2 separate regions of the Homo sapiens genome follow, and region 1 is linked to region 2. Evidence: read pairs that join two places in POLR2A ChIA-PET (ENCODE). Cell type or tissue: MCF 10A. All regions are shown on one strand.

Region 1 (4,000 bases), 150 kb before region 2:
CTTAAATTACTACACCCCTTACGGTAGAGAAAAAAGGAAGTATGTAGGTTATGGTATGGCCAAAATTTTTTAATGTATTGAATTTGGACTGGTGTAGCAACTTGTCTTTTTCCTTATTTATTTCTGGAAGCAGATTGATTTGGTAAAGAGAAAGGAAGTATCCAAATAACAGGTCTGCTGATTTCTTACCTAGACTCAGCAAATGTTTATTATGAGGACCTGCCTTTTCCAGAGTTAACGTTTTCTTTCTTTTCTTTTCTTTTTTCCTTTCTCTTTTCTCTTTTCCTTTCTTTTTTTTCTTTTCTTCCTTTCTTCCTTTCCTTTTTCCTTTCCCTTTTCCTTTCCCTTTTCCTTCATGCCACAGATACTTATTGAAGATCTGCTGTCAGATGATGCCTTAAAATCTGATAGATCAAAGATGACCTATGGGAGAGAATACGAGAATAGAAAAATGGGAGTCCCTGTTCTGTTTAACCTGGCAGATAAGCACACAGCCAGATTGTGAAACAATGTGATAAACGCTCTAGCAGAAGAGCAAATAAAGTGTTAAAGGATCATAGAAAACAGCAAAGTGTCACGGATGAAATCTTTCTAATGAGAACCCTGGTAATTCTTTTTCTTTTGGGGCCCTTTGGGTCATGCCATCTTACTTGGAGCAGTGCTATGGCAGAATTCAACTTATTTATTTATTTATTTTTGAGATGGTGCTTTCGCTTCTGTTGCCCAGGCTGGAGTGCAGTGGTGTGATCTTGGCTCACTGCAACCTCTGCCTCCCAGCTTCAAGTGATTCTCCTGCCTCAGCCTCCCAAGTGGCTGGAGTTACAGGCACATGCCACCACGCCGGGCTAATTTTTTTGTATTTTTAGTAGAGACGGGGTTTTACCATGTTGGCCAGATTGGACTCTAACTCCTGACCTCAGGATGCGCCTGCCTCGGTCTCCCAAAGTGCTGGGATTATACAGTCTTGAGCCAACATGCCCTGCCCAACTCATTTATTTAAATTTTATCCTTCTTAAACTTTTTAGTTTGTTTAAATGCAGGGATTTATATTAAATATATTCTCCTTCTGTGGCTGTTCTGCCATTGTAACTGGTTGCTATGAAGCTGCTGTTTTTCCAAGATTTGAAGTGCAGATGAAGGTATTAGACAGGAAATGCCATCCAAAATTGCTAACTTCTGATTTCCTGAAAGGATGGTATTTTTTCTAATTAGCAATAGTCATGTAAAATATTTTAAAGGCCAGTGTTGTGAAATCACAGGAAAACATTTCATACATAAAGAGCTGTACACGGTGTTTTGCTCACGTTAAGTTAAATTCAGAAAAGAGCTTTGGTGACTAAAACGGGCGTCGTAATACAAAAACCAAGTTGTCGGTTTGTGGTGAAGGTATTTTGCCATCGTTTCTGGTTTCAAATTCTAGGCTTTTTCCTTACCCTCTTTCATCTTATGAGTGATATTCTCCAGCTAACTGTTGCCTCTTCCATCCCCCTGTGTCCGTGCTATAAAGATTTTTGTAAAACCATGACTGCTTGAAAAACTCCCTAATAGATCATTATGCTCCCTAAAGAAAACTATTGCAAGTCTCTTTGCAACCCAATACGCACTTATCTCTTTAGTGCTTTTCCTACTTCTCTCTTGTGCACCCTATAATACAACCTCAGTTTTTGCTCCTTTCCCCCAAAAGCCATGTTTTCCCATTCCTCTGTGTTTCTGACCATATTGGTCCCTTCCGACACTACTTTGTTTTTTTAGGGAAATCCTATTTATCCCACCTTAACCTCTTTTTTTGTTTGTTTTGTTTTTGAGATAGCGTCTCACTCTGTTACCCAGGCTGGAGTGCAGTGGTGCAGTCTCTACCCACTGCAGCCTTGACCTCCTGGGCTCAAGCCATACTCCCACCTCCACCTCCCAAGTAGCTGGGACTACAGGTGCACACCACCACACATAGCTAATTTTTATATTTCTTGTTGAGATGAGGTTTCACAACATTGCCCAGGCTGGTCTCGAACTCCTGGTCTCAAGTGATCCTCCTGCCTCGGCCTCCCAAAGTGCTGGGATTACAGGTGTGAGCCACTGTGCTCAGTCTTCCACCTTAATCTTTATTTGGTTTCAGTCCAACAAATAGTTATTGAGGTTTTCCCACATGCTGTGTGTTGAGGATACAAAACTCATTAAGACAGCCTTTTTTTTCTCCCCCCAAGGAACTAATACAAGGATGCAGGTATATAAACACTTAATACTACCTCCTTATCAGAGTTAGGTGTTGAAAATACAGTGACAAATAAAACACAGTTATTCTTTTGCCCCCATAAGGTGTATGTTGTATTGGGGGAGACAGAAGTCAAATATTTAAAATTGACCTATGAGAAGTACTGTGAAGGGGGAAAAGCCCCTTTGATCTGAGAAAACAAGTGACTTGAGAGGGCATGAAGATCAATTTTAGATAAAGAGGAGGGTCAGGATTGGCCTCTTTGAGGAGGTGACATTTTAAAAAAGACATTTAAACAAGTAATTACGGTATCATATAATAATTATTATAGGGTGAGTATAGCAGGCCTACGAGAAGAAGTGTAAATGTAAATGAATGGTTATAATACAGTGTGTTAAGTTCAATGATGGAGGGATGTAACAAGGAAGGGAACTTCTGTAGTGGGAGGGGCACACAGAGTTTTTATTGCCCTGCAGTGGAAGGATGTGGGGAGGGTTGGCTGTAGGGCTTTCCATGCAGAAGCACAGAGGTTTAAAACAATTTGGGTTGTGTTCACAGTATTTAACACATCTATACTCACATTCTGGTATTATTACTGGCATTTTGCATTGCAAGGAGCCCAGAGGCAGGTAAGGAGGCAGAGAGGTGGGTGGTGTAGAAAGGCGCTCCGCATTATGGAATCAACCATGGAATCAACCTAGGTGCCAGTGGTAGACTAGATAAAGAAAATGTGGTACATATACACCATGTCATATCACGCACCCATGAAAAAGAATGAGATCATGTCCTTTGCATCAATGTGCATGGAGCTGGAGGTCATTATCCTAAGCAAACTAACTCAGAAACAGAAAACCGAATACCACATGTTCTCACAAGCGGAAGCTAAATATCAAGTACATATGGACAGAAAGAAGGGAACAACAGACCCCAGGGCCCTACCAGAGGATGGAGGGGGAGGATTGAAAAATGACCTAACATGTACTATGCTTATTACCTGGGTGACGAAATAATCTGTGCACCAAGCTCCCACAACATGCAATTTACCTGTATAACAAACTTGCATGTGTACCCCTGAACCTAAAGTAAAAGTTAAGAAAAAGAAATGGGCTCTGGAGCCAGAACTGGGTGCCTACCTCGGTGTCTCACATGCCCATACCTGATGTCTAGGGCAAGGTTTGTAACTCTTTGTGCCTCAGTTTCCTCATCTGTAACACTGAAATGATGATAGCACCTACCTTGTCAGGTTATTGTAGTGATTAAGTAACTTAATACTTAGGAAATTCTTGGAACAATGTCTGGCACACAGCAAGTGCCCAATAAATGCAGGTGATGGTGCCTGTGGGCATTTTATTGCATGGAAATAATCTTTGACCTGTTGGAAATCCATGAAGGCCTATTTGCAGTGGAATAACTTGATCATGTTTCTGTTTTTCAAATACAGTAAGTAGTCCCCCCATATGAGACAGATACATTCTAAGACCCCCAGTGAGTCCTGAAGTCACAGATAGTACTGCACCCTATACACTATATAGTATGTATTTTCAATCTCATAACTGAAACAGCTACTGAGTGACTTACAGGTGAGTAGTATCTGTAGTGTAGATATACTGGACAAAGGGATGATTCACGTCCCAGGTGGGACGGAGAGGACAGCGAGAAATTTCATCACACTACTTAGAATTGTGTGCAATTTAAAACTTATGAATTGCTTATTTGTGGAATTTTCCATTTAATATTTTTAGACCTTGGATGACTGTGGGTAACTGAAACCATGGAAAGTGAAACTGCAGA
Region 2 (4,000 bases):
TTCCCTTTTCTGTAGCACTCACCCCAGTGAACATAACCTGTCTGCACAGCAAGTCCCTGGGCCTGATCTTGGTACAAACTTGAATTGGTGTCCCTTGTGTCTTTTTCATATTGAATCTCCTTCCGAGGCGAATCACAGGGAAGTCCCTGAATTTCCCCAAAGACTGCTTCTCCAGTTTTCTGTGTTGCATGTGCTACCAAGCTCATTTGCTTCCTTTTGGAAGAGGATAATAGAGCCTTAGAATTTAGGTGCGGAAAGAACCTTAGTGGTCCCTTGATCAGCTGCCACCTTTTATAGATGAGATCCAAAAAGGCACTAACATGGCTTGACTGCTGAGTAAAAATAGATCTGCAGCTCAGGCATGCTGCCTCCTCCCAGTCCCGTGAGCTTTCCTCTTTTTCACATGTGTTTTCTCCGTACAAGTGTCTGTTGGGAGGATTCTCAAGAGGCGCACAAGGTCGGCGTACTGGCTCTGGCGCTGCCGGTGAATAAGGTGGTTACCGCGTCAGCCCCGGCTTGGTTCCTCCACGGCCCCCACCACTGCCACTCAGTGCCCACACACATTCCTACTCCACTTTAGCTACTCCTGCAGATGCTCCCATCTTCCTTCACAGCCAAACTCCTGGTTCACTACATCTTTCCATCTGCTAGAATCTCTATGGCACCAAATAAGTGTCAGTTCTGGAAAAAGCCACCTTTTCCCTGCTTCCTACAAGTGTCTGCTTGGTGAGCTGGCTGCACGGCAGCGCAGCCTGCCGAGAGGCTTTCCCTGACGGAAACTGACTTGGCCCCTTGCAAGCCCATGTCTTCCTTTTATGGCCTTCACTCTTGCCCTGTGCTCCACTGTGGGTGGAGCAGCATCTGGCAGAGATGATCAGGGCTGCCTGACCCAACAGGTTAAGAAAAGCAAACAAGTCTGTGAGGACCAATTCGTCAGCCGGCAGCCTCCCTTTGTGGAAGGTGAGGCACCATCCTTGAGACAACTAACCTAGTAGAAAAAGAATTTCTGAAACCCAGACCTTAAGCCAGATTCCCTGAAGTGGGGATGACCTGGGGATAAACCACAGGGCAAAGGGACTCCTTTTTCCTCCTGAAGAGAGAGTATCACCTCATCTGAATGGCTTCTTGACCCAGAAAAATCTAAAGAACAGCATGCCTCCTGTTTTACGGCAGGTCTTGTTCTTGGAATTTTGGTCTGCATTTCTGCTCACCCAATATTGCATGGCTCCCATGTTAATGACCCTTTCCTACATCCATCCACTTAAAGTTGTAATGCAGTCCTGCATCCAGTGCCCTCAGCTGTGTCCCTGAGCTGTTAAGCTGAATTTCTGTGCCAACTGACAAATACCGAGTGCCTACTCTGGGGAAGCCTCTGTGGCTGTTCCAGACAGAAGATGACAAAGTTCTAAGTGCATAGTGTACAAAAAACCACTAACTTCATGCCCGCTGGCTTGATCTCAACAGTTAAGCAAAATCAGCAGAAGGGGACTTTTGCTTTATTTAGTTTGATGGCTTCCTTTCTACCAGCTTATAGAATATTATCTGCTTCTAGGTTGCTAAATATCAATATAAAGCATATTATTCCAGTAAGTGCCAATGCAGTTGTTAGATGCTGGCGCTGAAGTTAGTGCTCACTGCATTCTCTCTTGTTGGCTGTCTACTTGAGTCACCGATTGGCACAGCCAGAGCTATAACCAGTCTGTGAGGATTGATTTGCCCTGACTTGTATCTTCATGTGTGGTCTATAAGGTCTGCCAGATTGGCTTATAGTCACAACCAGCATGTCCTAAGCAAAATGAAACTATATGAACAAAAATCAGCTCTCATTTCACTGCTAGACTTTGGTGTTTTCTTTAAGAAGTAGCCTTGTTAATGCTTAGTTTTGCCTTGGGGGCCTTAATGTGTCATTAACTGCCTGGAAATACCTTTCATTTAAAAAAGTATACTTTAGTACCTAATGTTCAATTTAGTATCGATCTGGATATTTTAGCAAATTTTGACTTTTCAAAGACAAAGTTTCTGTCTTGTAATGTTTCTTGGGCCGGCTATACTGCCTTTCATCTAAAACTCACTACAGTTCACTGGGCCGTTTGGTAACAGGGTAACCTGGGCATAATTAGGTGCTTGATTGACAAGAGAGTTACCAGTACCAGAAGTCAGGTTCTATTTTAACCCCATCATTTCCAATTGATTGTTTTTCTCTCCACCATTATTCACTGTCTCTCAAGTGTTAGCACTCTGAGTTGTTGAACGGAGGTTTGTATGCTGCGCAGAGCCCTGTCGCAATGCCCCAGCAAGCTTCTTGTTGGCATGTGGCCACTCTAAATTGTGCTCCAGGATCTGCTATGGGTCCATGCTTGCAGGAGAAACAGCTGTGTAGAATTTCCTATTGCATTTCATTTGTGGGTTTAGAACTCGGTTGCTTATTTCATATTGTCTCCCTTTTCAGTCCTTCAAGGTACATTTTTCCAACTTCTCTAATGAATTATTACATTTCTGAGTAGCTGATATGTTTTTATCTTATCTAAGCAGTATATTTATAATTCCTTCTTTGCATTGGCTAATCTGATTAGTAGTTCAGAACCCAATTTTCAGATTGTCTATAGCAAACTGTGAAGAACTGTGCTGTCAAGTAGAAATAGAATATAAGCCACATATGTAATTTAAACTTTTCTAATACCACATTAAAAACTATAAAAGGGGAGGAAATGGAAAATTAGTAAAAAAAAAAAAAAAAAAAAAAAAATTCTTTTTGAGACAGTCTCATTCTGATGCCCAGGCTGGAGTGCAGTGGCGCAATCTCAGCTCACTGCACCCTCCACCTCCTGGGTTCTAGTGATTCTTGGCCTCAGCTTCCTGAGTAGCTGGGACTACAGGCACGCACCACCACACTCGACTAATTTTTATGTTTTTAGTAGAGATGGAGTTTCACAATGTTGGCCAGACTGGTCTTGAACTCCTGACCTCAAGTCATCCATCCACCTTGGCCTCCCAAAGTGCTGGGATTACAGGCATGAGCCACCGCGCCCAGCCTAACATTTTAATAATTATATCTAATCCAGTATACCTAAAAGATTACTTTAATCAACTCCCAAAATATGTAAGTCTGTTATACATCAGTAAAAAAATCAATATAAAAATATTACATTCTCTTTTTTCTACTAAGTCATTTCAGACTAACACCATTCAAGTTCAGGTGCTCCCTAGATGTGGCTGTGGCTGCAGCTGCCAGATGGTAGCATGCAGGACAGTGAGAACTGATAGCCTCCCGAGGGTACGAGCCTTCACTTGGCCTTAATTTATTTCTTCCTCCTGTATTTTCCCTTCTTAACATTCTCACTTGTGCACATGCCGCAAGATTAAAAACAGGTATCTTTGTAAGCCACTCTGAAGGAAGCCGTTTTGAAACAAGACACTGCATAAATGAATAAAAGTGTCTTTTCCAAAGGAGCCTGTGAAGGGCTGGATGGATGTGCAGATGCAGGCACACTGATTTGTAGGATGCCAGGAGAAGGGAATTTTGTTTTTTTTCTGTTTTCTATTATTTTGTGTGGAGCCAGGCTGCTTATTGGTGTCTGGGCAGATTTGGAGCCTACACATCTTAAATTATTCATTTTTCTTAAACTCGGGAGGAGAGGAAGACACAGGAAAACTGGGACCTCCCACAGTTAATTTGAAGTTTTTTATTTTTTAAGAGAGGATTTCAGGTTTGTTAGGGATTGTCCTAAATTGACTGGTGTCCCAGATTTCTAACTTGGTGACCTGACACTTAGGAAGTTTCGTTCTAAATGCACATGAGAATTAATTGAAGGGTCTCACCCATCACTTACCTGCCACCTGCTAGACAGTATGTGGGCTTCCTCCTGAACCCAGAGCCATGGGAAGGAGGCCGTCAGGGAGTCTGCATGTCAGACTCCTTAGAAAGCTGGTGTATGTGCTAACAAGTGAGGCACAAGAATGCAAGAAAGACTTTCATCGTGGAAGAATTCTGTGTTGTTTT

What was found. ChIA-PET counts read pairs that join two places held together with the same protein. Peaks named below come from ENCODE experiments on the same cell type or tissue, not always from the same donor. Only the 100,000 strongest peaks of a DNase experiment are listed, where the experiment ranks them.
Region 1: POLR2A ChIA-PET joins it to region 2 with 5 read pairs; 2 of 35 experiments call an interaction of 5 or more read pairs at or near these places.

What each region holds. Positions count from the first base shown.
Region 1 is chr4:86,973,466-86,977,465 of GRCh38, forward strand. All of the region lies in intron 2 of AFF1 (ALF transcription elongation factor 1), which reads left to right. Among named protein-coding and RNA genes, the nearest start is that of AFF1, 40 kb to the left of the region's middle. RefSeq lists a silencer at 352-646. In MCF 10A, no CTCF peak of the experiment used is centred here; a DNase peak (open chromatin) is centred at 3,846.
Region 2 is chr4:87,120,161-87,124,160 of GRCh38, forward strand. All of the region lies in intron 12 of AFF1 (ALF transcription elongation factor 1), which reads left to right. Among named protein-coding and RNA genes, the nearest start is that of KLHL8, 98 kb to the right of the region's middle. RefSeq lists an enhancer at 1-546. In MCF 10A, no CTCF peak of the experiment used is centred here; DNase peaks (open chromatin) are centred at 871, 1,711 and 2,311.